Regions from separate parts of the Homo sapiens genome. Here region 1 is linked to region 2. Evidence: read pairs that join two places in POLR2A ChIA-PET (ENCODE). Cell type or tissue: B cell. All regions are shown on one strand. Each heading gives the region's core, and the rest is flanking DNA. Links, peaks and the distances in the headings are about the cores only. Region 1 has its middle 26 kb from the start of MAP3K10. Region 2 holds the start of PRX (periaxin).

What was found. ChIA-PET counts read pairs that join two places held together with the same protein. Peaks named below come from ENCODE experiments on the same cell type or tissue, not always from the same donor. Only the 100,000 strongest peaks of a DNase experiment are listed, where the experiment ranks them.
Region 1: POLR2A ChIA-PET joins it to region 2 with 14 read pairs; 2 of 35 experiments call an interaction of 5 or more read pairs at or near these places.

The regions. Positions count from the first base shown.
Region 1 is chr19:40,157,994-40,173,601 of GRCh38, reverse strand. No RefSeq gene overlaps it. Among named protein-coding and RNA genes, the nearest start is that of MAP3K10, 26 kb to the left of the region's middle. In B cell, for the core only: CTCF peaks have their summits at 7,679 and 7,879 (motif pointing right); DNase peaks (open chromatin) are centred at 7,861, 9,721, 10,321 and 10,491; H3K27ac peaks cover 630 bases.
Region 2 is chr19:40,400,350-40,415,957 of GRCh38, reverse strand. It overlaps PRX (periaxin), which reads left to right and starts at 2,580. Exons shown (of 7, transcript NM_181882.3): 1 at 2,580-2,620; 2 at 7,575-7,618; 3 at 7,702-7,800; 4 at 7,927-8,052; 5 at 12,096-12,252. The coding sequence starts at 8,026. RefSeq lists enhancers at 1,122-1,770, 5,287-5,878, 5,791-5,960, 7,699-7,828, 12,009-12,228 and 1 more and silencers at 11,309-11,358, 12,269-12,438. In B cell, for the core only: no CTCF peak of the experiment used is centred there; DNase peaks (open chromatin) are centred at 11,627 and 12,297; H3K4me3 peaks cover 1,119 bases; H3K27ac peaks cover 378 bases.

The DNA.
Region 1 (15,608 bases), core at 4,042-12,041, 240 kb after region 2:
GCTGCTCAGGAGGCTGAGGCAGGCGAATCACTTGAACTTGGGAGGTGGAGAATGCAATGAGCTGTGATTGCGCCACTGCACACCAGCCTGGGCGACAGAGTGAGACCCTGTCTCAAAGTAATAAAATAAAATAAAACGAAACAAAATAAAAATTTCACAATCAAACCTGCCATGTAATGTATGAAGATATTCTCTAGATCTTCATGCTGATACTATGTACTTAGCATTATCTGTCCCATAACAATGTATCCCATGCTATTGGCAGGATACCTGGGATTCCTTGTGAACAAGGCTAACCCCACGCAAAACTGAGGCTGATAAATTTTCTCTTTGGGATCCCCCCTTCTTGGCAGATACTTTGCTGTGCTTGCCCCTGGAACAAGTTTAGTGCATTTGATTTTCTTCCCATCTTTCCATCAAATGTGCACCACAGTCCTCAGAGTTGGAAAGAAATATTCTGCTTTATACTGAGTTACTACTAATTTTATCATTCAGTCCTTCAGGCCTGCTTCCCAGTTCCAAAAGGATTGAGGCTGTTTGGAGATACTAATTCCTGCAATTTGGAACCTTCCTTTTTATTTATCTTCCAGTCTCTTTAAATCGTACTGTCTCTCCTTTAACAGTGGCACAACCAGGCGAAGGACCCAGATGTGTGGACCCCAGGCCTCCTCTGCTCTCTTTCATTGAGTTAAAAAGCTAGTTGGTTGGGTGTGGTGGCTCGCGCCTGTAATCCCAGCACTTTAGGAGACCGAAGCAGGTGGATCACCTGAGGTCAGGAGTTCGAGACCAGCCTGGCCAACATGGGGAAACTCTGTCTCTACTAAAAATACAAAAAATTAGCTGGGTGTGGTGGTGGGTGCCTTTAATCCCAGCTACTCCGGAGGCTGAGGCAGGAGAATCACTTGAACCCAGGAGGCAGAGGTTGCAGTGAGCTGAGGTTACGCCATTGCACTCCAGCCTGGGCAACAAGAGTGAAACTCCATCTGAAAGAAAGAAAGAAAAAGCTAGCTGACATACAATTATTCATATGTATTCTTTTTTTTTTAATTAAAAAAAATTTTTTTGAGATAGAGTCTCATTCTGTTGCCCAGGCTGGAGTGCAATGGCGCGACCTCGGCTCACTGCAACTTTGGCTCACTGCAACCTCTGCCTCCCTGGTTCAAGTGATTCTCTTGCCTCAGCCTCCTGAGTAGCTGGGATTACAGGCCTGTGCCACCACGCCTGGCTAATTTTTGTATTTTTAGTAGAGACGGGGTTTTGCCATGTTGGCCAGGCTGGTCTCGAACTCCTGACCCCAGGTGATCCGCCTGCCTTGGCCTCACAAAGTGCTAGGATTACAGGCAGGAGCCACTGTGCCTGGTCAAAAAAATTTTTTTCTTTATAGAGACAAGGTCTCACTGTGTTGCCCAGGCTGGTATCAAACTCCTGAGCTCAAGTGATCCTCCTGGCCTCGGCCTCCCAAACTGCTAGGCTTACAGGTGTGAGCCACCACACCCAGCCTGTACCTATTCATTTAAAAATTAATTGTATCCTGTCTCTAGCTTTCAGACATGACACTTATTTACTTATTCTTCCACTGGTTATTGCTCTTATTCAGAGAACCCTGAAGGATTGGTAATATCCTAAAACCAAGGACTGTCTCTGTTATGGCTGACTTATGTTCCCCCTCCCCCAAATTCATATGTGGAAGCCCTAACCCCCAGTACCGCAGAATGTGACTGTATTTAGAAATAGGGCTGTTAAAGACGTGATAAAGTTAAAATAGGGTCATGAGGCTGGGTCCAATTCCAAACTGACTGATGTCTTTAATTAATTAATTAATTTTGAGTCAGAGTCTCACTCTGTCGCCCAGGCTGGAGTGCAGTGGCGCAATCTCGGCTCACTGTGACCTCCACCTCCTGTGTTCAAGCAATTCTCGTGCCTCGGCCTCCTGAGTAGCTGGGACTACAGGCATGTGCCACCACAACTGGCTAATTTTTGTATTTTTAGTATAGACAGGGTCTCACTATGTTGCCCAGGCTGGTCTTGAACTCCTGGCCTCAAGTGGTCCTCCCAAATGCTGCCTCCCAAAATGCTGGGATTACAGGCCTGAGCCACCATGCCTGGCCAAGAAGAGGAAATTTAGACACAGAGAGACAGAAGGGATGTGTATGCATAGATAACAGAACATGTGAGGACACAGTGAGTAGGCGGCGGACTGCAAGCCAGGGAGAGAGGCCTCAGAAGAAATCAAACCTGCCAACACCTTGATCTTAGACTTCCAAGCCTTCAGCATTGTAAGAAAATAAATTTCTGTTGTTTAAGCCACCCAGTCTGTGGCACTTTGCTATGGCAGCCTGCGCAGACAAACACAGCCTCCAGTGCCTTAATTTCAGACCACTCCCTTTTTAGCCCAGAGGGAGGAACTACGATTTGACACGGGGGAGTGGGCTTTGCAAAGCTGTCCACCTCACACCCAAAGCACAGCCTGGTTTGGCAGACAGACCTAACAAGCCCAGGCCTGGGATGTGTCTCACGGGTGCAGCATTCTGTTTCTTTTTTCAGGGTGTCATTTCTGAGGGTTTCAAATCCTTCTACTCAGAAATGAGCTCGGGGACAGGCAACATCCTGGTGAGGCTCCAGACTTCTGCGGAGGACTCCACTGAGAGAGCTGTGGGAGTCTCAGGGTGGGTAAAAGGAAAGGACTCGGGGATGCACCCAGGAGGACTGTGGGAGAGGCGAGACAACAGGAGTTAGGGAGGGCAGAGGAAGGGACACACTCTCTCAAGCGAGAAACTGGCTTTCTTTCAACAGGCATAGCACGGAAGGGCATTTCATGAGGTCTAGAGGCATAGAAGGGGCCAGGTGTGGTGGCTCATGCCTGTAATCACAGCACTTAGGGAGGCCAAGGCAGGAGTGAGAGGTAACAGCGTGCTGGCAGTTCTCACAGCCCTCGCTCGCTCTCCGCGCCTCCTCTGCCTGGGCTCCCACTCTGGCGGCACTTGAGGAGCCCTTCAGCCCACCGCCGCACTGTGGGAGCCCCTTTCTGGGCTGGCCAAGGCGGGAGCCGGCTCCCTCAGCTTGCAGGGAAGTGTGGAGGGCGAGGCGAGAGCGGGAACCCGGGCTGCGCGCGGCGCTTGCGGGCCAGCTGGAGTTCCGGGTGGGCGTGGGCTTGGCGGGCCCCGCACTTGGAGCAGCCGGCAGGCCCTGCCGGCCCCGGGCAATGAGGGGCTTAGCGCCTGGGCCAGCGGCTGCGGAGGGTGTACTGGGTCCCCCAGCAGTGCCAGCCCACCGGCGCTGTGCTCGATTTCTCGCCGGGCCTTAGCTGCCTTCCCGCGGGGCAGGGCTCGGGACCTGCGGCCCGCCGTGCCTGAGCCTCCCACCCCCTCGGTGGGCTCCTGTGCGGCCCGAGCCTCCCGGATGAGCGCCGCCCCCTGCTCCACGGTGCCTAGTCCCATCGACCACCCAAGGGCTGAGGAGTGCGAGTGCATGGCGCGGGACTGGCAGGCAGCTCCACCTGCAGCCCCAGTGCGGGATCCACTGGGTGAAGCCAGTTGGGCTCCTGAGGCTGGTGGGGATGTGAACCTTTATGTCTAGCTCAGGGATTGTAAATACACCAATGGGCACTCTGTGTCTAGCTCAAGGTTTGTAAATACACCAATCAGCACCCTGTGTCTAGCTCAGGGTTTGTGAATGCACCAATCAACACTCTGTATCTAGCTACTCTGGTGGGGCGTTGGAGAACTTTGTGTGGATACTCTGTATCTAACTAATCTGATGGGGACGTGGAGAACCTTTGTGTCTAGCTCAGGGATTGTAAACGCACCAATCAGTGCCCTGTCAAAACAGACCACTTGGCTCTACCAATCAGCAGGACATGGGTGGGGCCAGATAAGAGAATAAAAGCAGGCTGCCCGAACTAGCAGTGGCAGCTGGCTGGGGTCCCTTTCCACGACGTGGCGGCTTTGTTCTTTTGCTCTTTGCAATAAATCTTGCTACTGGTCATTCTTTGGGTCCACACTGCTTTTATGAGCTGTGATACTCACCGCGAAGGTCTGTAGCTTCACTCCTGAAGCCAGTGAGACCACGAGCCCACTGGGAGGAACAAACAACTCCAGATGCGCCGCCTTAAGAGCTGTAACACTCACCACCAAGGTCTGCAGCTTCACTTCTGAGCCAGCGACACCACGAACCCACCAGAAGGAAAAAACTCCGAACACATCCGAACATCAGAAGGAACAAACTCCAGACGCGCCACCTTAAGAGCTGTAACACTCACCGCGAGGGTCCGCAGTTTCATTCTTGAAGTCAGTGAGACCAGGAACCCACCAATTCGGGACACAGGAGGATCACTTGAGCCCAGGAGTTCAAGACCAGCCTGGGCCATATGGCGAGACCCTGTCTTTAAAAAAAAAAAAAAAACATAGGAAACACTGAAAGGGAATGATGTCAGGTGAGTTGAGAACTAATGGTAATTCAGGGGTGGGCGTGGGTGTCTGGGCTTCCAGCCCTGTTCTGCTTCTCTTTATAAGCCAGTGGTATGGCCTGAATATTTGTGACCCTCCAAAATTCCCCTGTTGAAACCAGAGAACCAAGGTGATGGTATTAGAAGGTGATGGTGTTAGAAGGTGATGGTGTCATGAGGGCTCTGCCCTCGTGAATGGGAATAATGCCCTTAGAAAGGGGCTCCAGAGAGCTGTCGTTTTCTTTCGCCAGGTGAAGATACATAGAAAGTGCCATTTACAGGGAATGGGTGTTCATTAGATCCCAAATCTGCGGGCACCTTGATCTTGGATTTCCCAGTCTCCAGAACTGTAAGCAATAAATTCCTAGTCTTTTTATTTTTTGCTTTTTTTTTTTTTTTTTGACGGTCTCACTGCCACACAGGCTGGAGCACAGTGGCGCAGTCTCGGCTCACTGCAACCTCTCCCTCCTGGGTTCAAAGGGTTCTCATGCCTCAGCCTTCCAAGTAGCTGGGACTACAGGTGCATGCCACCACGCCTGGCTACTTTGTGTGTGTGTGTGTGTGTATATATATATATATATATTTTGTTTTTTGGTAGAGATGAAGTTTCACCATGTTTGCCAGGCTGATATCGAACTCCTGGCCTCAAGTGTTCCACCCGCCTCGGTCTCCCAAAGTGCTGAGATTACAAGCGTGAGCCACCACACCAGGCTCTATGATTTTTTTTTATTTTTATTGAGACAGGGTCTCACTTTGTCACCCAGGCTAGAGTGTGCTGGTATGATCACGGCTCACTGTAGCCTCAATCTTCTGGGTTCAGGTGATCTTCCTGCCTCAGCCTCCCCAGTAGCTGGGACCACAGGCTCATGCCACCATGGCTGGCTAATTTAATTTTTTTTTTTTTTTTTTTTTTTTGAGAGTGGAGTCTTGCTCTGTCGTCAGGCTGGAGTGCAGTGGCGCAATCTCGGCCCACTGCAACTTCTGTCTCCCGGGTTTAAGCGATTCTCCTGCCTCAGCCTCCCAAGTAGCTGGGATGACAGGCATGCACCACCACGCCCAGCTAATTTTTTTTGTATTTGTAGTAGAGACGGGGTTTCACCATGTTGGCCATGATGGTCTCGGTCCCTCACCTCGTGATCTGCCTGCCTCGGCCTTCCAAAGTGTTAAAAAATGTTTTATTTGTAGAGATGGAGTCTTGCTATGTTGCCCAGGCTGGTCTCGAACTCCCAGCCTCAAGCAATCCTTCTGCTTTGGCCTCCGAAAGTGCTGGGATTACAGGCATACACTACCAGATCCAGCCAAATTTCTATTATTTATAAATTATCCAGTCAAAGGTATTTTGTTACAGCAACCCAAGTAGACTAATACATTCAGGAAGCTAATTTAATCATAATTCATAATTATTATCCATGACATCTATTACTCAATTATTAATCATCCATTAATATTAATTATCTAGTAATCATTAACCATTGCATCTATTAATCATGTGAACCTAAATAACAGAGCTTTTCTAAAAGAAAAAGGTATTTACTCAGGAACAGAGCATTGCAATAGGAATGCAGTTGTCACAGTAAACTCTGTGTATATTCCGGGAGGCAAAGGGAGACAAAGCTTTTTTTGTTTTGTTTTGTTTTGTTTTTTGAGACGGAGTTTTGCTCTTGTGGCCCAGGCTGGAGTCTGCAGTGGCGCGATCTCAGCTCACTGCAGCCCCTGCCTCCCACGTTCAAGCGATTCTCCTGCCTCAGCCTCCCGAGTAGCTGGGATTACAGGCATGCGCCACCACACCCGGCTAATTTTGTATTTTTAGTAGAGGCGGGGTTTCTCCATGTTGGTCAGGCTGGTCTTGAACTCCCAACCTCAGTGATCTGCCCGCCTTGGCCTCCCAAAGTGCTGGGATTACAGGCTTTAGCCACCACTCCCGGCCTGTCAAAGGTTTTTAAACAAAAAATGAGGAGCAGTACATAATTGTTTTGAGATAATTATTCTTGGCTACAAAGATCAGTAACGGGTATGATGCCAGTTTGAAGTTGGATAGGCAATTGCTGGGAAGATGTTCTTGCAGAAGTATTTTTGGTGTATGCAAGGTTGTGGGTTTTGCAGAGTTGGAGTCTTTTGTAATAGTTTTTGTGATCAGGCACCCAACCCTGAGAATCTTCTCTTCATGGCCTTCCCCATCTCTATCTGTCAGGGTTTTCTTTTTTAAAAATTTTTATAATTTTTTTTTTATAAACAGAGTCTTGCTCTGTCACCCAGGCTGGAGTGCAGGGGCCAGATCATAGCTCACTGCAGCCTTGAACTGAGACTACAGGTGTGTGCTACCACATCCAACTAATTTTCTTCATCTTCTTTTGGGGGGGAGGGGGACAGGGTCTTGCTATGTTGTCCAGGGTGTTCTTGAACTCCCGTGTCAGGGTTTATTTATTTATTTTTTTCAGTTCCATTCTTTTTTGAGACAGGGTCTTGCTCTGTCTCCCAAGCTGGAATGTGCAGCAGTATGATCTCAGCTCACTGCAGCCTCAACCTCCCAGGCTCAGGTGATTCTCCCACCTCAGCCTCCTGAGAAACTGGGATTACAGGCACGCACCACCACACTAGGCTAATTGTATTTTTAGTAGAGACAGGCTTTTACTATGTTGCCCAGGCTGGTCTCGAACTCCTGAACTCAATATGCCCTCCTCGGCATCCCAGAGTGTAGGGATTACAGGCTTGAGCCACCGTGCCAGGCCTGGTGACTCCATTTTGACTCTGACAACTTTCACAACCTTTACCATTTCTTTTCTCCAGGCTTCTTGTATGATAAACTCATTCTTTAATTGAAAAAAATATTTACTGAGAGGAGACAGCCCCTTCTCTGCAGTGCTGCCTGTTGCACTCTTGCAACGTATTTTCATGCCTTCTCTAATAAATGCCTTTCTTTTCTTTTTTCTTTTTTTGAGATAGAGTCTCCCTCCATCGCCCAGGCTGGAATGCAGTGGCGCGATCTCGGCTCACTACAGCCTCTGCCTCCTGGGTTCACGCGATTCTCCCTCCTCAGCCTCCAGAGAAGCTAGGATTACAGCCATGCACCACCACCCCTAGCTAATTTTTGTATTTTTAGTGGAGATGGGGTTTCACCATGTTGGCCAGGCTGGTCTTGAACACCTGACCTCAAGTGATCCACTGGCCTTGGCCTCCCAAAGTGCTGGGATTACAGGTATGAGCCACCATGCCCAGACCTAATAAATGCCTTTCTTTACCTAAAAAAAAAAAAAAAAAATTAAAAAAAATGGGAAAAAAAATTTACTGACTACAATTGCTTTGCCAGGTACTTAGCAGTGGAGGAGGCAGTGCTTGCCATCTTGCAGCTTGAAGTCTGGGTGTGCAGAGAGGCGCTGGGCAAACACACCCATGCTGCGTGTTTGGGAAGGGGCAGTAGAGGGCGCTGTGGGCACACGGGGACTGAGAACTACTGGGTGGGGAGGCCTCGGGGAGCAAGCTAAGACCCTAAGGATGAAAAGGAGTGGGAGGGAGAGAACCGTGTCATGAAACCCCTAAAGTAATTGAGTGCCAGCACAGGACGCTGAAGAAGCACAGAGAGTCCGAGGCTGAGACAGCAAGTAGAGACCTCCTGGAGGAACCTTCTAGAAAAAGTTAAGGGTTTTAGACTCTTCCTAAGGGAAAACGGGAAGCTATGGGGGATTTTAAGAGAGGAGTGACTTGACGTTCTGTGCTTGTTGGGTGGATCATGAATTAATTGTAGGAGCCAGACTTGGAAGGCTCCTGCAGCAGTAATTCAAGCCAGAGATGATGGTGGCTTGGGAGAGTGTGACTTCTGTGGGGACTGAGAAGTGACAGGCTTAGAACTTCCAGGATATTCCAAGAGGTCTGCTATGGGAGTAAGGAAGAGGGAGGAGTGAAGGATGACTCTCGGATTTCTTTTTTTTGTTTGTTTTCTTTTCTTTTTTTCTTTTCTTTTTTTTTTTTTTTTTTGAGACCAAGTCTTGCTCTGTCACCCAGGCTGGAGTACAATGGCGTGATCTCAGCTCACGGCAACCTCTGACTCCCGGGTTCAAGCAATTCTCCTGCCTCAGCCTCCCAAGCAGCTGGGACTACAGGTGCTCACCCACCATGCCCGGCGAATTTTTGTATTTTTAGTAGACACGGGGTTTCGCCATGTTGGCCAGACCGGTCTCGAACTCCTGACCTCAGGTGATCTGCCCACCTTGGCCTCCCAAAGTGCTGGGATTGCAGGCATGAGCCATTGCACGCAGCCGACTCTCAGATTTCCAAGTAGACCGTGGAGAGCAAGGGAGAAGAGGACCTGGCCCAGCGCGTTGGCTCACACCTGAAATCTCAGCACTTTGGGAGGCTTTGGTGGGGAGAGGGGATTGTTTGAGGCTGGGAGTTCAAGTTTGAGACCAGCCTGGGCAACATGCGAGACTTCATCCCTACAAAACATAAAAATTAGCCAGGTGTGGTGGCATGTGCCTTTAGTTCCAGCTACTCAGGAGGCCAAGGAGGGAGGATCACTTGAGCGCAGGAGATTGAGGCTGCAGTGAGCTATCATGGCACCACAACTCTACAGCTTGGACAACAGAGCAAGATCTTGTTTCTGGGGGGGAAAAAAAAAAAGGTGAGACCTAGTCTCTACAATAATAATAATAATAATAATTTATAAAGTTAGCCTGGTGTGGTGGTGCGCACCAGTAGTCCCAGCCACTTGTGGGGCTGAGATGGGAGAACTGCTTGAGCCCAGGAGTTCAAGCCTGCAGTGAGCCGTAATTACACCACTGCACTCCAGCCTGGGCAATCAAGCAAGACCTTGTCTCTAAGAAAAAAAAAAAAAAAAAAAGGCCGGGTGCGGTGACTCAGCCTGTAATCCCAGCATGCACTTTGGGAGGCTGAGGCAGGTGGATCACGAGGTCGGGAGTTCAAGACCAGCCTGGCCAACATGGTGAAACCCCGTCTCTACTAAAAATACAAAAATAAGCTGGGCATGGTGGTGTGCACCTATAGTCCCAGCTACTTGGAAGGCTGAGGCAGGAGAATCACTTGAACCCGGGAGGCGGAGGTTGAAGTGAACCAAGATCATGCCACTGCATTCCAGGGTGGCAACAGAGCAAGACTCTGTCAAAGAAAAAAAAAAAAAAAAAAAGAAAAAAAAAGCCCCAAAACAGATCTGTCTAGGAGGCTTGCTAAGGGGAAGTGGAAGCAGTACAGCTCAATAGCATAAACCTCAAAGGGACAGGGTTAAAAAACAACAAAGACTATGGATAGGCCAGGTGCAGTGGCTCACTTCTGTAATCCCAGCACTTTGGGTAGCTGAGGCAGGAGGATGGCTTGAGCACAGGAGTCTAAGAGTAGCCTGGGCAACATGGCAAAAACCCCATCTCTACAAACAACAATAACAACAAAACACTAGAAAAATTAGCCGGGTTTTGTGGTGCACACCTATAGTCCCAGCTACTCAGGAGGCTGAGGTGGGAGGATCGCTTGAGTCCAGAAGGCTGAGGCTGCAATGAACCAAGATTGTACCACTGCACTTCAGCCTGGACAATAGAACAAGACCCTGTCTCAAAAAAAAAAAATAGTATGGAGAAGAAATAGTGACAATATCTGGAAACAGTATTGTCATGCCAAGGTATGGCAGATTGCATTATTGGTCATGATATTTGCTGTCCCTTCAGGAAGGTCCCCAGTGACAGCAGCCTTGGCCATCTGAATGAACCTCGAATGAAACCAGACATTAAAGGATAAATGTTGTAGTGAGACCATATCTCTAAAAAATTTTTTAAAAATTAGCCGGGCTTGGTGGCATGGGCCTGTAATCCCGGCGACTCAGGTGGCTGAAGTGGGAGGATCGTTTGAGGCCTGAACTCTTGAGACCAGCCTGGGCAACATAGCAAGACCATCTCTCTCTCTCCCCCCTCCCCCCTCCCCCTCCCCCCTTCCCTCTCCCCTCTCCCCTCTCTCACACAGACACACACACACACACACACACACACACACACACACACACACACACACGACAAATGTATCCTTCCAGTTGTATAAAATGTTCAGAGAGGCAAATCCATAGAGATATAAAGTAGGTTATTGGTTGCCAGGGGCTGGGGGAAAGGGAAAGCAGGAAGTGGCTGCTGATGGGTACAGAGTTTCTCTTCAGGGTGGTGAAAATGTGCTTGAGTTAGTGGTGATGGTCACCCAACATTGTGAATACATGAAAACCCACTGAGTTGTAGACTTCAAAACGGCAAATTTTGGCCGGGCACGGTGGCTCACGCCTGTAATCCTAGCACTTTTGGGAGGCCAAGGCAGGAGAATAACTTGAGGTCAGGAGCTCAAGATCAGCCTGACCAACATGGAGAAACCCTGTCTCTACCAAAAATCCAAAAATTAGCCGGGCCTGGTGGTGCACGCCTGTAGTCCCAGCTACTCAGGAGGCTGAGGCAGGAGAATCGCCTGAACCCGGGAGGCAGAAGTTGCAGTGAGCTGAGATCACGCCATTGCACTCCAGCTGGGTGACAGAGCCGGACTCCGTCTCAAAAACAACAACAAAAAAACCTACCAAACAAAAAACAAACAAAACGACGAGTTTTATAGTACGTGAATTATATCTCAATTTAACAAGTAAAATATATACAATTTTTATTTGCCAATAAAAATAAAAAATTATAGAACAGTGACATGCTTGTCATACTGAATTTATGGGAGTTTCTTAAATCTGCTACACATGTCGCCTCTGAATCTTTGCACATGCAGTTCATTCTGCTTAGTAACAAATGCTTCAATGCCACCTCTCCTCTTTTTCCTAATGGTAAAATTCAGGCTATACACTAATCTACAAAGAGAGAGCATTTCAGGTGAGAATTGTGTTATCAGCAATTTATTTAAAAAATTTTTTTTAAGACAGAGTATTGCTCTGTCGCCCAGGCTGGAGTTCAGTGTCACCGTTCTAGCTCACTGCAGCCTCAACCTCCTAGGCTCAAGCAATTCTGCCTGAGCCTCCCAAAGTGCTGGGATTATAGGCATGAGCCACCATGCTGGGCCCTCACAGGCACTGTGGTCCATGTTACTGCTAGATCCCTGGGAGTCCTGGGTTTCTCCCAAATGAGCAGACTGAGCCATGGCCCCAGAGTGTGATCTGGGCTTCACTGTGGAGATGTGGCCCTGCAGAGTGGCACGGCTTTGCAGCTGCACTCTTTGTAAAAGTCACTGGGGACGTAGGACTACAACCAGCGGGCCTGGGCAGTTGTCTGAAAAACCAGAGGGCTGACCTTGTCTTGTATGTCCTTTGAGTGGCATTTGTTACTAAGAAGCTCAAGGCCAGCACTCTGCTCCATAGACCAGCTCCTTCCCAGGTGGTACAACCCCAGGCCTGGGAATGTTACACTGGCTTTCCCAGCAACTCATAGCCAAAGTCAGGGAGATGAAAGGCATTGTTGCTTAGTGGCTTGTAGCTCTCTTGACATAATCAGTGGTCTTTCCTTTGGGGAAAACCCTATTCTCTGAGTGACACACAAGAACTGGCAGCACTAGCTGCTTAGTGAGGTGCATTTTGGGAAGACGGATCTGCCCCGGAATAGCTAAAGGAGGCAATCAGGGGCATTAAGTGAGGGACTTCCCAGGCAAAGGCTTGCTTTATGCCAGATCACTGGAGTCACCGAACCTATTACTCCTTTCCTTTCCTTCCCTTTCCCTTTCCCTCTCCCTTTCCCTTTCCCTCTCCCTTTCCCTTCCCCTTCTGCTTCTCTTCTTTTCTTTTCTTTTTTTTTTTTTTTTGAGACAGAGTCTTGCTGTGTCACCCAGGCTGGAGTGCAGTGGCGCGATCTTGGCTCACTGCAACCTCCGCCTCCTGGGTTCAAGCGATTCTCATGCCTCAGCCTCCTGAGTACCTGGGATTACAGGCACCTGCCATCACACCTGGCTAATTTTTGTGTTTTTAGTGGAGACGAGGTTTCGCCATGTTGACTGGTCTTAAACTCCTGACATCAGGTGATCCGCCTGCCTTGGCCTCCGAAAGTGCTGGGATTACAGGCGTGTGCCACCATGCCTGGCCCTATTACACCTTTTTAACCTTAAAACAATACTATGAGCTGGGCGCGGTGGCTCACGCCTGTAATCCTGGCACTTCAGGAGGCTGAGGCTAGGGGATCATTTGAGCCCAGGAATTTGAGGCCAGCCTGGGCAACATGGCAAGACCCCGTCTCTACAGAAAATACAAAAATCAACTGGGCATGGTGGCTCAGGCCTGTAATCCCAGCTACTTGGGAGGCCGAGGCACAAGAATCCCTTAAACCTGGGAGGTGGAGGTTTCAGTGAGCTGATACTGCACCAGTGTACTCCAGCCTGGGTGACAGAGCGAGCGAGACCCTGTCTAAAAAAAAAACCAACAAAAAACCCCAACACTGTGAGTTAAGTGCCATTTACCACATTTCAAAGAATAGAACTCTAACAGCTAACATTTCAATTATTTATTATTTAAAAAAAAATTTTTTTTTTCTTTGAGACAGAGTTCTAGTCTTATTGCTCAGGCTGGAGTGCAATGGCACGATCTCGGCTCACTGCAACCTCCGCCTCCTGGGTTCAAGTGATTCTCCTGCCTCAGCCTCCCGAGTAGCTGGGATTACAGGCATGCGCCACCATGCCCAGCTTATTTTGTATTTTTAATGGAGATGGGGTTTCTCCATGTTGGTCAGGCTGGTCTTGAACATCTGACCTCAGGTGATCTGCTGTCTCGGCCTCCCAAAGTGCTGGGATTACAGGCATGAGCCACCGCACCCAGCAAAAAGTTTTATTTTTAGATACAGGGTCTTGTTCTGTCTTCCAGGCTGGAGTGCAGTGGTGCAATCATAGCTCACTGTAGTCTTCAACTCCTGGGCTCAAACGATCTTTCTACCTCAGCCTCCCAGGTAGCTGAGACTACAGGTGTGCTCCCCCCACCCACACACACCTAGCTGATTTTTAATTTAATTTGATTTTTTGTAGAGATGGGGTCTTACTATGTTGCTCAGACTGGTCTCGAACTCCTGGGCTCAAGTGATCCATCTCTGCTTCCCAACGTGCTGGGATTGCAGGTGTGAGCCACTGCCCCCAGCCCACCTAATATTTCAGTTCTGTCTAAAATCTCCAGCTCTGTACTCTGGACTGAACATTCACTGCCTCAGTTAATCCTCCATGCAATGAATGAGGCACTGTTGTCAACATCATTCTTCTGTAGGAAAAGAATTCAGGCCTGGTGAGCTCAATCTCTTTCCCAAGGCCAAACAGCCAGCAGCTATCTCACCAAGCAGCTTGACACCAGCGCGCTCACTTGTAGCCACAACACGCCATAGCTTCTGCTCTGCTATTCAGCGGAAACTCAGATCATCCTAAACTTGGCCAAAGTTGAATAAGAATTGGCTGGGGCTGCATTTGAACATCTTTTTTCCTCCCAGCTTTATTAAAGCATAACTTAAAAATAAAAATTGTATATACTTAAGATATACAAGGTGATTTCTTTCTTTCTTTTTTGAGATGGCGTCTCGCTCTGTTGCCCAGGCTGGAGTACAATGGCGTGATCTCGGCTCACTGCAACCTCCGCCTCCCAGGTTCAAGCAATTCTCCTGCCTCAGCCTCCCGAGTAGCTGGGACTACAGGTGCGCCACCATGCCTGGCCAACTTTTGTATTTTTAGTAGAGATGGAGTTTCACTATGTTGGCCAGGCTGGTCTCAAACTCCTGACCTCGTGATCCACCCGTCTCGGCCTCCCAAAGTGCTGGGATTACAGGCATGAGCCACCACGCCCAGCCTTTTTTTTTTTCTTTCTTTCTTTTTTAAATGAGACAGGATCGATCTCTGTAGCCCAGGCTGGAGTGCAGTGGTGTGATCACGACTTTACTGCAGCCTCAAACTCCCAGGCTCAAAGTGATCCTCCCGCCTCAGCCTTCCAAATAGCTGGGACTCTAGGCGTGCACCACCATATCCTGTCAATTTTTAAATTTCTTTTTTTGTGGAAATGGGGTCTCATTGTGTTGCCCAGGCTGATCTTGAACTCCTGGGCTCAAGCAATCCTCCCACCTTGGCTTCCCAAATTGCTGGGATTATAAGTGTGAGTCATTGTGCCTAACCTACAATATGATTTTTAAAATACATTGTGAAATGATGATCACAATCAAACTAATTGACACATTCATCACCCCATACAGTCACCTGTTTATGTGTGTGGTGAAAATATGTAAGGCCTACTCTGTTAGCAAATTTCCAGTATATAATACAGTATTGTTAACTACAGTCAGTCACCAAGTTTTACATGAGGTCTGCAGAACCTATTCATCCTATAGCTGCAAGTTTGTATCCTTTGACCAATATCTTCCCATGTCCCTCCTTCCCCCTGAATCCCTGTGGCCACCCTTCTCTCTATGTAAATTTGGTTTCATCAAAAGTCATTTTACATGTATTCAACAAGGGTAGGATGAGTGTCTACTATAGGGAAGATATTGTGCTCAAAATGTGGAATCTGAAGATGGAAAGCCACAGTTTCTGCCCAACAGAAGGTTTAGCATGGTGGAAAGACAGTTGAGTAAACATTTACCATCGAGCTCATGGAAGGGAGGTACTGAATTCAATAGGATCCCACACAGCCTAGAGTTTGCCTCAGAAGTCTTCACAAAGGAATTCATGCTGGAGAAAAACTGAAGAAGACCTGTCAGAAATCACCTGATTTGAAAAGAAAAAATGTTGCAGTAGAAAGGGTGGGGAGTGGGGAAAGCAAAGTCAGGCTGGGCACAGTGGCTTATGCCTGTAATCCTAGGACTTTTGGAGGCCAAGTGGGGAGGATCACTTGAGCCCAGGGTTTCAAGACTAGCCTTGGCAACATAGTGAGACCACATCTCTACAGAAAATTAAAAAAAAAAAATTAGCCAAATGTGGTAGCAGGCATTTATGGTCCCAGCTACTCAGGAGGCTGAGATGGGAGGGTCGCTTGATCCCGGGAGGTTGAGGCTACAGTGATCTATGATGGAACCATTGCACTCGGGAGCCTGGGTGACATAGTGAGACTCTGTCTCAACAAAAAAAAAACAAAAAGCAAAATCACCCTTTTAACCAGATAACCTTGCAAGCTTATTAGCCTTTGAATTTAAGGAAAAGCTTGGTAAATGATTGCAGAATCATTTATATCCCCTGATATTATTTTATAAAC
Region 2 (15,608 bases), core at 7,223-15,222:
GCCACCTTTTCTGGACTTCCCCATCAAGGCTTTGACCTCTCTGCCTATGATTGCCCCATCACAACCCTCCTCTTTCTGGGTTTGTTCCCTGCTGGACTGTGAATGGTGTGGATGCAGGCCTGAGCTGTCCCAGTCACACTGTGTCCCCAGCACCATCCAGCCTGGGACTGGACAGAAGACCAGGTGCTCACTGAATGTTTGCTGATGGTGAATGAAGACCCGCTCCATTTCTCACCTCTGGTCCTTTGCCCACATTTGTCCCTCTGCCTGGAACCCCCTTCCCTCCTTTTTTCCTTAGCTCCCTCCTCCTCAATCTTCCATTTTGACTTCCTTTTATTATTTATTATTATTTTCTTTTTGAGACAGAGTCTCGCTCTGTCACCCAGGCTGGAGTGCAATGGCGCAATCTTGCCTCACTGTAACCTCTGCCTCCTGGGTTTAAGCAATTCTCCTGCTCAGCCTCCCGAGTAGCTGGGATCACAGGTGCCCGCCACCACGCCTGGCTAATTCAGTTTGACTGCCGATATCACCTCCTGCAGGATCCTTTCCTGAGTTTGCCGCCTCCTCCCTGGGGTGGAGTTAGATCTGTTGATGTCCCCTGTGCCCAGCAAAAGACCTACCACTAAACAGGGCTTGTGAGTGTTTGTTGAATGAATATAGGAACAAAAGAATGTTTGCGTGAATCAATGAAGGAGAGAGACTGCAATGAAGTGAGGGTCTCCTCAGGCCCATCGGGAGCCCCGACCATACCATCCCTTCTACCCCTCCTGGGAGGAGGGCTCTGGCTGGCTTCTGGCCACACCCCAATGCTTGGTTGCTGCCAGGCCTGGAAGGCATTTCCCAGAGCTCAGCACATTCCTGCCTTCCCCGGTGGCTGAGAGTGGGCAGGGGGCATTTCAGAGAGAAGGGAGGGAGGCCCCCAGCATTCCGGGATCCTGCCATCCTGGCCTGGTCCCCCACGCCCTCTGAAGTAGGCCCCAACCCTCTGGTGTGAGATGGGGGACAGGTCTGCAGAGGGGCCACCCAGGCTGGTGTGAGGGGCGAGGGTGCCGACAGAGGCCAGGGCTTGGTGTCTGTGCCTGGCTGGACAATGGGGCAGAAGCTGCTGACATGCGCTTTGGGGGTAATCCCCCAGCCTCAGCCCAGCCCAGGCCTGGGGCCTGGGTTCAGAGAGCGACGAGCTTCCGAGGCAGCAGCCGGGTGGGTTCAAGTGGCATGTGGGGGTACCTGTGCTCCCTGTGCCGCCCCCCGGGGTCTGGTGAGTCAGGGCAGGCTGGGGGCTGGACCAGGGTCCAGGGGTTGGGGGTGAGGCCTGGTAGCTTTGGCTTGGGAGTCGGGCAGGTCTGGGTTCAACTCTGGACCCCTGCCAATGACCTGCTATGGTGATATTGGGAGAGTCACTTACCTTCTCTGAGCCTTCTGGTCTGCAAAGTGGAAGGGGCAGAAGAGTGTAGCAGGGTTTTTGTGGTCCAGGAGAACAGGGGTTGGACCTCAGCTTCACCACCTCCTGGCCACATAGCTATAAATTGGGCATAGCTGGACGCGGTGGCTCACGCCTGTAATCCCAGAACTTTGGGAGGCCGAAGTGGGAAGATCGCTTGAGCCCAGGAGTTCGAGACCAGCCTGGGCAACATGGTGAAACTTTGCCATTACAAAAAATACAAAAATTAGCTGGGCATGATGATGCATACCTGTGGTCCCAGCTATTTGAGGGGGCTCAGTCGGGAGGATTGCTTGAGCCCAGGAGGTGGAGGCTGCAGTGAGCCATGATCACACCACTGCACTCCAGCCTGGGCAACAGAGTGAGACCTTGTCTCAAAAAAAAGGGTGGGGAGCATAAGGAGCCCATTTTACACCCTTGATTCAAAAGCAGGGCTTCAGCACTGAGCATGGTACTTAGTATGTGATAGGTGTCCCCCTAAACAGTAACTCCATTAGACAGAGAACTGGGGGTCCCCTGTGCCCAGCCTTACTGAAAAGGGGCCAAAACCCCCCAGCAAGATGAGCCAGCCACCTAATTTGTGTGAAAAATAATACCAAATACTTATTAGTAACCCTCATTATGTGCCCGGCATTGTCTTACATTTTCAGTCTCTTTTAACTCGTTTAATCTTCACCACAGCCCCATAAGGTGGGTACTCTTACTATCCGCAAAGAGAAGCTGTGACTGGCAGCAGGTCACCCAGCGAGGAAGTGGTCGCGCTGCGATTTGAACCCAAGTTGACAGGGAGAGGGAGTGAAAGGAGTTTACAGTAGAGGCAGTTGGCCAGGCCCGGGTCCTGGAGCCAGGAAACAGTGGGGCTGGGGTGGGGTCCTGATTCTCCAAGTCGAGGAAGCCAACGTGCAAATCCTTGAAGCTGAGCTCATGGCAGAGATCTCGGCCCAGGCAAGAGAGAGGCGGCTGGTGGCTGTCCCGTGGCCCCCACCCCTTGGGGATAGATGTAGCTGGAGGAGGGGGATGTTTGTTTCTCCACCACCCACCCTCTGGTGACGTCACACCCCCGCAGCCAATGGCTGGGGTCTCTCTCTCCTCCCCCCTCCCCATTCCTTTTCCCCCCCAGCCTAGGGCTAGGGCTGACAGACGGGACCAGGAGCTCTCGAGGTGTCTGGAGGCTCAGCGGTAAGAGATCAGCCGGCCGGTCCCTTCCCTGGCCAGGCTGAGACACTGTGGGAATGAGGTTCAGGGTCCCGGGAGGTGCTGGGAGGGGGCCTGGGGGCTCAGGAAGCCGTGTGGTGTAGGTGTTAAAGGTATAGACTTTGGAGCTGGTGGTTCAAATCCCCTTTCCTCTCCTTTCTGGCTGTGCAGCCTTGGGCAAGATACTTCATCCTTTGTGCCTCTGTTTCCCCATCTCTAAAATGGGCTGATGTCTGGAGGCCACCTCACAGGGCTGGTGCCGAGTAAATGAGTTGCTGCTTTTAAAGAGCTAGGGCAGCCAGGCATGGTGGCTCATGCCTATAATCCCAGCACTTTGGGAGGCTGAGGCGGCAGGACTGCTTAAGCCCAGGAGTTCGAGACCAGCCTGGGCCACATAGAGAGGCCCCCATCTCTACAAAACAAAAAAAAATTTTTTTTAATTAGCTGGGCATGGTGGTGCATGCCTGTGGTTCCAGCTACTCTGGAGGCTGAGATGGGAGATTGGGTTGGGCCCAGGAGGTTGGGGCTGCAGTGAGCCGTGATCACACCTCTGCACTCCAGTCTCAGTGACAGAGGGAGACCCTGTCTCCAAAAAACAAACTAACAAACACCAGAGCTGGGGCAGGAGGCCTGGGGTGGGTCCCTGGAGTAGGGTGCTAGGGAGGCAGCATGGATCCTGTTGGGAGGCTGGTGCCTGAGCTGGGTTTTGTCTCTCAGCCAAAGCTCCCCTTTGGTAGCAGAGAAAGTGGGGGCCACTGAGGAGCAAAGGTTGGATGTGCAACACTGTGAGAAGCACAGCTCCCTCCCTCCATACTCTCCCTGTTGCTGTCAGAGACGAGTTTATATTAATCAAGCATTTACTATACAGGAGGGATATTCTAAGCACCTGCTGTTCTCTCACAAATCTTCAAAGCCTTTCTTATTGGCTCCATTTTACAGATGGAGAAACTGAGGCCCCAGAGATGAAGGATCTTGCCCAAGTCCTCACACCTGGGAAGTGCTGGAGCAGGGACTAACCGAGGCAGCCAGAGGCCACTGCCTTAACTCCCCCTGACCCCCTAGGTGGCCTCAGATAATGTTTAGAGGTCTGGATGAGTCAGCCCAACCCCTGACCCCCATTGCTATGAGAGATCACGCTGGTGGCGGGGGAAAGCTGAGGCTCTGAGCAGGCAGGGTTCCCAAGTGAAGTTGGTGGCAGTCACCAGGGAAAGAGGGCCAGAAGGGCAATGCCCTCAGCCGATCCCTCAGCAGCCTCCGAATGACAACCCCTCGCTCCCAGCTGCTCTGAAGGGCATAAGTCGCATCTGAAATGGATATCTCAGTTGTACCCACTCCAGGGAGATGTTACAAAGATTTAAGGAGCCAAGACAGGAAGGATCTTAGCACACAGTAGGTGCTCAAGAAATGGGGACCCTGGGGATTCTGAAAGTTCTGGCATATGCCAGGGTCATGCCACAGTAACTACCCAAGAAATAGGCTGCTGGCATCTGGAGTGTCTGCCTGGTCCCAGTGGATCTGCCTCTAACACAAGGCAGGGACCCTCCCCAGGAGCCTCCCCACCCCTCTTTCCCCTGCCTAGTGGGATAGGCAGAGCTGGGAACACAGAGTCCTCTCTGTGGGTTTCCTTCCGAAGCTGCCCCCACCTTACCCCAGGGGCTGGGTACGTGGCTCAGGAAGAGCACAGTTGGGCTAAATATAACCTGGGCTGGGTGCCTGTCCAGGCAGGGACGAAGAAGGAGGGCACTCTCTCTTGTCCCTGCCCCGCCTGAACTTCCTGTGCCAGGCTCCGGGCATGACCCTCACAGCCACGGGCCTGGGACAGAGAGCTGATGACCCAGGAGACCCCCTCTACTACCACCTACAAGGTTCAGGCTTCTCGTGTCCCCAGCTCAGGACTCTGTGCTGTGTATCAGTCCTGGGTAAGGGAACTGAGTTCGCTTTCACACCTGGGCTCAAGTCTCGACTCTGTCACTGTGATCACCGGTCTCTTAACTCTCATTGACTCATCAGTTAAATGGGGTCCCACAAGGTCAAGTATGTAAAGCGCCTGCCCGGTCCAGGCCCGGCACCTGGCCTGGGTGTGTTTCTAGCACCGTTGGCCCCCTCCTGCCCAACCCAGCTCCTGCCCCAGTGCGCAGAGCCACCAATGCAAATTAAGGTGAAGCAGGGGTGAAGGGCAGGCACGGGTCCTAGCTCTGCCCCTTTCTGGCTGGGTGACCCCTCTGTGAGCCTCAGTTTCCACCCCATAACAGCCACAACATCTAGGGTGATTTTGAGGCCTGTGGGTGCTAGCACAGGGCCCAATTCAGAGGAAATGCCCCAGACATGGCAGACAAGGTCTTAGTGCAGGGACCAGCTAATATTAATACTAACCACTCAATACCCATCAGTTGTTATTATGATTGTCCAGCTAAAGCGCTGGAGCTTTTTTTATTTTTATTTTTATTTTTTTGAGATGGAGTCTCGCTCTATCGCACAGGCTGGAGTGCAGTGGTGCATTCTCAGCTCACCACAACCTCCGCTTCCCAGGCTGAAGCGATTCTCCTGCCTCAGCCTCCCGAGTAGCTGGGATTACAGGCGCGCGCTGCCACGCCTGGCTAATTTTAGTATTTTTAGTAGAAACGGGGTTTCACCATATTGGCCAGACTGGTCTCGAACCCCTGACCTCGTGATCCACCCACCTCGGCCTCCTAAAGTGTTGGGATTACAGGCCTAAGCCACGCGCCCAGCCCGTGCTGGAGTTTTTAGACAAGTTCAAGTCCTGGCACAGCCTGGAAGGTGTAGGGGGCTCACAGGGGATCCCAGGGAAGGCCACAGAGACCAGGACCCCCTAGGAGATGCAGAGAGAAGCCCTCTTACACTGTGGGGGGCGTGGGTGCTGTGGGAGTGTTAAGGGGTCCCCATGTCCTCTCTCCTGGCCACTGATGGGCTATGAAAGGCCATTGTGTGGCCAGGGTGGGTGGGCAGGGGCGGAATGCAACTGAGCACAGCAGACGGGCCATTGTGTGAGGGAATGTGCCGCGTGAGGCCTGACCTTTCCCTGTGCAATAGGGGTTGGCGGGTTGGCATGCCAGGTGGGGGCTGTGAGGACAAGCCCAGAGTCGGGGGTTGGGGGAGAGAGTATTCATCTCCATTTCCCCAGATGGGCCTGGCGGGTGGCTGCATGTGAATTTCAGCTTTGCCTCCTTCTGGCTGTGCTATGAGGCCTTGAGCAAGTTCTTTTGGCCTCTCAGGAAATGGGGTTTTCCGAGGTGAAGTAGAAGGTGAAGGTCTTAGCACGGGGGCCAGCAAATACTAATCACTCAGTACCCATCAGGTATTATTACTACCCAGATAAAGGGCTGGAGCCTTCAGACAAATTCAAGTCCTGGCTCGACCATTTGTGACCTGGGCTAGTGACATCCCTTCCCCCAGCCTCAGGTGTCTCCTCTGTAATGGGCTCAGTAGTAGCTGATTGCACAAGGCTGTGCTGAGGGCCATGTGCAGTGGAGCATGTGGGGCGCTCGACACAAGGTCAGGGCCATAGGAAGTTCTTAGTAATAATAATGGCCTGACAGGTGCAGTGGCTCATGCCTGTAATCCCAGCACTTTGGGAGGCTGAGGCAGGTGGATCACCTGAGGTCAGGAGTTCCAGACCAGCCTGCCAACATGGTGAAACCCCATCTCTACTAAAAATACAAAAAGTAGCCAGGCGTGGTGGTGGGCACCTGTAATCCCAGCTACTTGGGAGGCTGAGGCAGGAGAATCACTTGAACCCAGGAGGCAGAGGTTGTAGTAAGCCGAATTCGCACCACTTCACTCCAGCTTGGACAACAGAGCGAGACTCTGTCTCAAAATAATAATAATAATAATAATAATAATAATAATAATAGCAAGTATTTATAAAGCACCTGCCAGGTGCCTGGCACTTTACACTTATTAACTCATTTGAGCCTCGGAACAGCCCTGCGAGGTAAAAGCTCTTATTCTCCACATTTTATAGACAACATAACTGAAGCACAGAGAGGAGCTGTGATTTGCTCACTGGGAGTACATGGGAGTGGCTATAATTATTTTATAGCATCAAGAGGCTGAGGCAGGAGGATAGCATGAGCCCAGGAGTTGGAGCTCAGTTTGGGCAACCTAGGGAGACTCCATCTCTACAAATTAATTTAAAAAATTAACCTGGTGTTGCCAGGTGTGGAGGCTCATGCCTGTAATTCCAGCACTTTGGGAGGCCAAGGTGGGCTGATCACTTGCAGTCAGGAGTTCAAGACCAGCCTGGCCAGCATGGTGAAACTCCGTCTCTACTAAAAATACAAGAAATAGCCGGGTATGGCGGTGCGTACCTGTAGTCCCAAGGTGCGTGCCTGTAGTCCCAACTACTCGGGAGGCTGAGGCGGGAGAATCACTTGAACCCAGGAGTTGGAGGCTGCAGTGAGCCAAGATCGCGCCATTGCACTCCAGCCTAGGTGACAGAGCAAAACTCTCTCTCTCACACACACACACACACACACACACACACACCACCAACAACAACAAAAACGTAGCCGGGTGTTGTGGCATGCACCTGTGGTCCCAGCTACTCGGGAGGCCAAGGTGGGAGGATCGCCTGAGCCCAGAGACCGAGGCAGCAGTGTGCCGTGATTGCACCACTGCACTCCAGCCTGGGCAATAGAGCTAGACCCTGTCTCAAATAGCAATTATTTTTTAGTGAATTTGGCCCCCTCAGTTGGCCAAGATCTTTGGCACGGGGGCTCTGCTGCCAGACAGGCCTCGGAGTCAGTTTTGGCTTTACCGTGTGTTGTCCAGCTGAGTCATCCTGGGTAAAGGTCTTCTGAGGCTCAGTTTCCCACCTGCACGACGGGGATAGGGTATCAGCAGAACGCAGCAGGGTCAGGCACTCAGGAAGTCATCGGTGGCTGTTAGCCAATAACACTGCTCACATTATTCTTCTTAGAGCGCCGGACCCAGGAGGCCCAAGGAGCTGGAGGTGACCCTCAGGTGAGCGCAGGCTGGTGCCATATGCCCCTCCCCACCCCTTCCTCGCCTGCCTGGAGCTTCACATCCTGGCCTTTCCCTGGCAGGCAGCAAGAACCCCACGGAAGGGCGTGAGCCCTGCAGACAGCTGTGCGGCACCTCGGGCTGGGCTCCTGTTAGGAGGAAGTGCCTGCACCCAGGCAGCGGTGAGAGGACAGCTGGGGTGGGGGCCCTTCTCCCCTTCTAATACCCACCCTGCTTTCTCCCTGTAAGCATGGCCTCCACCTCTCGTCCCCTACTGGCCTCAAGCCTCCACTGCTGTCCTCCCACAGGCTCAGAGGCAGCTGCTCCATGCAGAACTGAAGCTGGTTCTGCAGCAGAAAGGGGAGAGGACACAGGAGCCTGGGGTGCAGGTGCCTCCCAGCAACGCCATGGAGGCCAGGAGCCGGAGTGCCGAGGTGAGTGCCCACGTGTCCTGCAAGGCGCACTTGAGGGCAATGGGGAGGCACAGACTAGGGCAGCAAGGAGACACTTTCTGGCCTCTCTGTGCCTCATTCTCTCCATCTGTGAAATGGAAATAATAACAGGGTCTATTTTATGGGTCACTGTGAGGAGAAGAAAATTAACATATGTAATGTCCTTAGTGCAGCATCTGGCACAGGCTAAGACTCAAGGCAGTGAAATCACTGGCGCACAAAGGAGCTAAATTAATAAGGAGCTGAAGAAAATCCGGCAGAAACCCTTCATCAGAAGAGGCAGCATATGCCAGGTGCAGTGGCGCAGGCCTGGAATTCCAGCACTTTGGGAGGCCGAGGCAGGAGGATCGCTAAAGCCTAGGAGTTTGAGACAAGCCTGGGCAACATAGGAAGACCCTGTCTCTACCGGAAAAAAAAATGAGCCGGGTTTGGTGGTGCATTCCTGTAGTCCCAGCTACTCAGGAGGCTGAGGTGGGAGGATCACCTGAACCCAGGAGGTTGAGGTTGCAGTGAGATATGATTGAACCACTGCACGCCAGCCTGGGTGAAAGAGCAAGATCCTGTCTCATTAAGTCTCCTGTGTGGAAAGAATAAATGAGAAAAACAAAGAAAAAAAAAAAAAGACCCTGTCTAAACACACACACACACACACACACACACACACACACACACACAAGGGCATATAATGTAGGAGTTAAGGACATGGGCTTGGACCCATGGCTCAAATCCCAACCCTACCACTTCAGCTGTGTGGCCCTGGGCAGATGATCTCACCTCTTTCAGCCTCAGTTTCCCACTGAAATGGAGGTAATGGGGCTGGGCGCAGTGGCTCACACCTATAATCCCAGCACTTCGGGAGGCCAAGGCGGGCGGATCACTTGAGGTTAGGAGTTCGGGACCAGCCTGGCCAATACGGTGAAACCCCATCTCTGCTAAAAATACAAAAATTAGCCGGGCATGATGGTGCACACCTGTAGTCCCAGCTACTCGGGAGGCTGAGGCAGAAGAATTGCTTGAACCCAGGAAGCGGAGGTGGCAGTGAGCCGAGATCACACCATTGCATGCCAGCCTGAGGGTCACAGTGAGACTCTGTCTCAAAAAAAAAAAAAAAAAAAAGAAATGGAGGTAATGATCTCCACCTCTGAGAACTCCCGCTTGAGCCATTTGCACAGAGTCTGGTGCTGAGGAAGCCTCTTTGAATGACAGCTGCTGTCACTGTTACTGAGATGGTGGATTGGCATTGACCATGTCTTACTGTATACCAGGCACAGAGCGGGTCTACTGTTACAGGGGCCAAGCTGCTACTGGGGGCGAGAGGCAGTGGGTACAGCGCCAGGAGTTCTCTGCCCACAGGATGGCCTATGAGTTCTGGGGTCACAGACCTAAGGTTGAGGCCCAGCCGCTTAACTTGCTACAGGGCATTAGGCAAGTCACTTTACCTCTCTGGGCCTTAGTGTCCTCCTCTGTGACTGCCCAAGGCTATAGGGAGAGGATGAAATGAGATCCTGCAGACTGCATTCGATGGCTCACACCTGTAATCCCAACACTCTGGGAGGCTGAGGCCAGAGGATCCCTTGAGCCCAGGAGCTGGAGACCAGCCTGGGCAAAACAAGACTCCGACTCTTTTTTTTTTTTTTTTTGAGACGGATTCTTGGTCTTGTCACCCAGGCTGGAGTGCAGTGGTGCGATCTCAGCTCACTGCAACCTCCGCCTCCCAGGTTCAAGCAATTCTCCTGCCTCAGTCTCCCGAGTAGCTGGGATTACAGGCGCCCACCACCACGCCTGGCTAATTTTAGGACTTTTAGTAGAGATGGAGTTTCGCCATGTTGGCCAGGCTGGTCTTGAACTCCTGACCTCAGGTGATCCTCCCGCCTTGGCCTCCCAAAGTGCTGGGATTATAGGTGTGAGCTACCGCGCCTGGCCTGACTCCGACTCTTAAAAAAAAAAAAGAGGCCGGGCGCGGTGGCTCATGCCTGTCATCTCAGCACTCTGGGAAGCTGAGGCGGGTGGATCATGAAGTCAAGAGATCGAGACCATCCTGGCCAACATGGTGAAACTCTATCTCTACTAAGAATACAAAAATTAGCTGGGCGTGGTGGCGTGCACCTGTAATCCCAGCTACTCGGGAGGCTGAGGCAGGAGAATCGCTTGACCCGGGAGGTGGAGGTTGCAGTGAGCCAAGATTGTGCCACTGCACTCCCAGCCTGGGTGACAGAGCGAGACTCCGCCTCAAAAAAAAAAAAAAAAAAAAAAAAAAAAAAGAGATTCTGCACATAAAATGCTGAGCCCAGGGCCTGCTGAGCCAAAGGGCGGTACTGGTGGTCATGCTGTTCCCTACAGTCCCAGCCACAACTCTCCTTACCCAGACTGCCCTGCTCAGCCCCCTAGTCCCTTGGGGCCACTGCTGTGGGGCATCTGGCCTAGACCTGCTCTCCCTCCAAGTCCTGGGCTCAATTCCAGTCCGTGCTGGCCCCAGTGCGTTGGCCATGACAGTGTCCTCTCAGATCCCTACTGCAACCTCCTTCCAGTATGCCTATGTTACCCTATTTTGCAGCAGGGAAGTGGGTCCAGAGAGGGCAAGATTCTTCCTAAGACACACAGCAGATTGGATTCCTAGACAGGATCCAGGTTTGTCACTGCCTCTTCTGGGAAGCCCTATTGTGAATCCCATAGTGGCTTCTGGGCCAGGTCCAATCTGCATCATTTACAGTAAATACCGGGAATGCCATGTCTCCCAGTCCCATTCATTACCCACGCAGACCCCCTTCACTGGATTCCCTCTCCTGTGGGCGTTTCACAGGTCTTCGGGTCATTGAATTTACAATAGAGCACATTCTCACACACATTCAAGCCTGCAGGGAGGCAAATCCCACTCCCTGTCCCCCCAATCCCAGAGGGCTTGAAGGTCCAGCCAGCCCCTTCCTCAGAATCCCATCCTCAACTATTCTCTTGTTCTGCTGTAATTAAAGCCCCTCCCCCATAGTTAAATTCAGTTTGTAGAATATGGGTCTCCGGGCCAGATGCAGTGGCTCATGCCTGTAATCCCAGTGCTTTGGGAGGCTGAGACAGGAGGATCTCTTGAGGCCAGGAGTTTGAGACCAGCCTGGGCAACACAGTGATACCCCTGTCTCTTAAAAAAAAAATTAAAAATTAGCTGGGCGTGGTGGCGCGTGCCTATGTTCCCAACTACTTGGGAGACCGGAGCGGAAGGTCTGCTTGAGTTTAAGGAGGTGGAGGCTGCAGTGAGCCATGATCACACCACTGCACTCAAGCCTGGGGACAGAGTGAGAGACCCTGTCTCCCCCAACAAAAAAATAATAAGGGTCTCCGCCCCAGCTCCAAATAACCTCCCATAAACTCTGGCCACATTCCTCTCCTATCTTTTGCACCCTTCTATACCCCATTTGGCTCTTCCTCTCAGGCCTGTGTTGTCTTACCCCTCCTACCCGCACCAACCCCCCCCAGCCCCGCCCTCCCGACCTGACCACGCCCCCACGATCCTGGTCCCGCCTCTCAATCACAACTCAAGTTATCTCCAGCCCACTCCGACGCAGTCCCTCCCCTTACAACCCCGTCTCCTCCCCTAACCCCTTTCGGCTGCCGCTCCAGGGCCTCGGAGAGGCCAGCCGGCCCGCGGAGCTGTTTAACCGTTCCGCGGGTCCTAGAAAGCCAGCTGCCCTCAGGCTTGCTTAAAGGGGAGACGCCGGAGTGGGTGTGCCCCGACGTCCTGCGAGGGCAGCGCCGAGGGGCGTGTGCCCTGAAGGCCCGCTGAACAGCCGCTTTTGGCCGGGCGCGGTGGCTCACGCCTGTAATCCCAGCACTTTGGGAGGCCGAGGCGGGAGGATCCCTTGGGCCCAGGAGGAGTTCGAGACCAGCCTGGGCAGTGTGGCGAGACCGTCCCCCACCCCCGTCTCTAAATATATATAAACATATATATGTATATGAGCCACTGTTGAGCGCAATGGCGGGCTCTGGGCGAGGTCCGGCCCTAGAGCCCCAACGCGACACCTCGCCGCCCTCTGCAGGAGCTGAGGCGGGCGGAGTTGGTGGAAATTATCGTGGAGACGGAGGCGCAGACCGGGGTCAGCGGCATCAACGTAGCGGGCGGCGGCAAAGAGGGAATCTTCGTTCGGGAGCTGCGCGAGGACTCACCCGCCGCCAGGAGCCTCAGCCTGCAGGAAGGTGGGCGGGCCCGGGGTGTGGGGCGGGGTCGAACTGCGGGGGCGGGGTTAGGAATCTGCCTTGGGTCCAAAGAGAGGCTGAAACTGACCGGGGGATGGGGGCGTGACCGGCGACCAGGAGGGGTTAAGGGCTTGGGGCGGGGCTTTGCTGACTGTTCACAGCAAATTCCGGAGGTTCACTGTCTGGGTGCGAATTTCACATCCCCCGTTTACTAGCTTGTGATCTTTCTGTGCCTCAGTTTTCTCATCTCTGAAATGGGACTTATTCTAGTATGGGGTTATTATGTATTGAGGATTTAACGAGTCAGTATGTGAAAACACTTAGCACATAGCTAAGTGGCACATAGTGCTTAACTATGTGAGTGCTAGTAAATGTTTTTGTTGTTGGGGCAGGAGAAAAGGGTGGAGTGAGCCACTTAGAGGGGTTGGGAAGAGTAAAGGATGTTTTAGGATATGGATGAAGCTGACGTGATTTATTCATGCAACAACTATTTATTAGTGCCTTCTATTTCAGACTTTATTTATTTATGTATTTTGATACGGAGTTTCTCTCTTGTTGCCCAGGCTGGAGTGCAATGGCACGATCTCGGCTCACTGCCACCTCCGCCTCCCTGGTTCAAGCGATTCTCCTGCCTCAGCCTCCTGAGTAGCTGGGATTACAGGTCCCCTCCACCACGCCCGGCTAATTTTTGTATTTTTAGTAGAGACGGGGTTTCACTATGTTGGCCAGGCTGGTATCGAACTCCCGACCTCAGGTGATCCATCCGCCTCAGTCTCCCAAAGTGCTGGGATTACAGGCGTGAGCCACCGTGCCCCACCCTATGTCAGACATTATCTTAGCTGCTTGGGCTTCAGCCGTGAACAAAACTGAACAACAGTCCCTGCACTTATGGAGCTTACATTCCAGTGGGGAGAGATTTTTTTTTTTTTTTGAGACGGAGTCTCGCTCTGTTGCCCAGGCTGGAGTGCAGTGGCGCAATCTCGGCTCACTGCAAGCTCCGCCTCCCGGGTTCACACCATTCTCCTGCCTCAGCCTCCCTAGTAGCTGGGAGGGACTACAGGCGCCCACAACCACGCCCGGCTAATTTTTTGTATTTTTAGTAGAGACGAGGTTTCACCGTGTTAGCCAGGATGGTCTCGATCTCCTGACCTCGTGATCTGCCCGCCTCGGCCTCCCAAAGTGCTGGGATTACAGGTGTGAGCCACCGCGCCCAGCCGGGAGAGACATATTTAAGCAAATTAAGTAAAATACCTAGTAAATTAGAAAGCAGTAAGTGCTACAGTTGCCAGGAGGACAATGTGCTACAGCTGCATTTTTATTATTTTATTTTATTTTATTTATTTATTTATTTTGAGACGGAGTCTTGCTCTGTCTCCCAGGCTGGAGTGCAGTGGCACGATCTCGGCTCACTGCAAGCTCCGCCTCCCGTGTTCACGCCATTCTCCTGCCTCAGCCTCCCTAGTAACTGGGACTACAGGCACCCGCCACCATGCCCGGCTAATTTTTTTTGTATTTTTAGTAGAGACGGGGTTTCACCGTGTTAGCCAGGATGGTCTCCATCTTCTGACCTCGTGATCCGCCCTCCTCGGCCTCCCAAAGTGCTGGGATTACAGGCGTGAGCCACCGAGGCCGGCCTACAGCTGCATTTTTAAATGGGGGTGGGCTTGGCTGGGTGCATAATCCTAGCACTTTGGGAGGCTGAGGTGGGCTGATCACCTGAGGTCAGGAGTTCGAGGCCAGCCTGGCCAATATGGCGAAACTCTGTCTCTACTAAAAATTCAAAAATTAGCCGGGTGTGGTGGTAGGCGCCTATAATCCCAGCTACTCAGGAGACTGAGGCAGGAGAATTGCTTAAGGTTGCAGTAAGCCGAGTTCGCGCCACTTCACTCCAGCCTGGGCGAAAGAGCAAAACTCCGCCTAAAAAAAAAAAAAAAAAGGGGTGGGCTGGAAAGGGTGAAAAGGCTAAAGGAGGTAAGGGAACAAGCTATGAGGCCATCTGGAAGAGGGAACAGACAGCAAAAATGCCCCAAGGTGGGACCATGCCTAGCTTGTGGTAGAAACAGTGAGGAAGCCAGTGTCTACGCAATTGAGTTAGTGAAGAGGAGAGTAAGAGAGAAGGCCAGAGAGGTAAGGGGAGGACACTTTTTAGAGGGCTTTATAAGACTTTGGCTTTTATTCTGTGAGGGCTGTGAGCAGGGAGAAACGTGAATTGACTGTGCTGAACTGCTGCATTAACAGTAGAGTATGGCCAAGCATTGGGTGGCTCACACCTGTAATCCCAGCACTCGGGGAAGCCAAGGCGGGAGGATCGCTTGAGCCCAGGAGACTGAAGCTGCAATGAGCCATGATCACACCACTGCACTCCAGCTTGGGCAACAGAGCAAGATTCTGTTTCAAAAACAAGGCCAACAACAACAAACAGTAGAATATATGAAGGCAGGTTTAGGAGCAGGGAGATCAACAAACTGGCTACTGTGATTATCCAGGTAAGAGATGAGGATGCTCAGGACCAAAGGGTTTTGGAGGTATATATATATTTGGATTCTGAATATATTTTGAAGGAGGAGCTTTGAGGACTGGATATTGGGTATGATGGAAAGAGGGTTGTCCAGGATGGATCTGGGGATTTTTGACCTGAGGATGGAGTTGCTGGTCCCTCAAAAGGAGCACACTGAGGCTAGTACTAAGAAAGACCAGGAGTACAGTTTGGATCTGTTAAAGGAGAGGTGTGGTGTGGGACACCCAGGTGGAGATATGATGGAGATGTTGGATGTGAGTCTAGGGTGGAGGGGAGAGTGCTGGACTGGAGAGATATACTTGGGAATTGTTAGCAGATTTATGGTCTTTTAACTTCTCAATCTGGATGAACTTCCCAAGAATTCCCAAGGGGTGACTTGAGCATGTAGACAGAGAGGAGGTCCAAGTCCTGAGGTCTGGGGTAGTGTGTCTTTAAGAGGCCAGAGAGGCTGGGTGTGGTGGCACGGGCCTGCATTTGCAGGAGGATCGCTGGAGCCTGGAAGTTCAAGGCTGCAGTGATTTGTCATTGCACCAGTGTACCACAGCCTGGGTGAAGAGTGAGATCTTGTCTTTTTTTTTTTTTTTTTTTTTTTTTTGAGATGGAATTTCGCTCTTGTTGCCCAGGCTGGAGTGCAATGGCACGATCTCAGCTCACCGCAACCTCCGCCTCCCGGGTTCAAGTGATTCTCCTGCCTCGGCCTCCCTAGTAGCTGGGATTACAGACATGTGCCAACATGCCTGGCCAATTTTGTATTTTTAGTAGAGACAGGGTTTCTCCATATTGGTCAGGCTGGTCTCGAACTCCCGACCTCAGGTGATCCACCTGCCTCGGCCTCCCA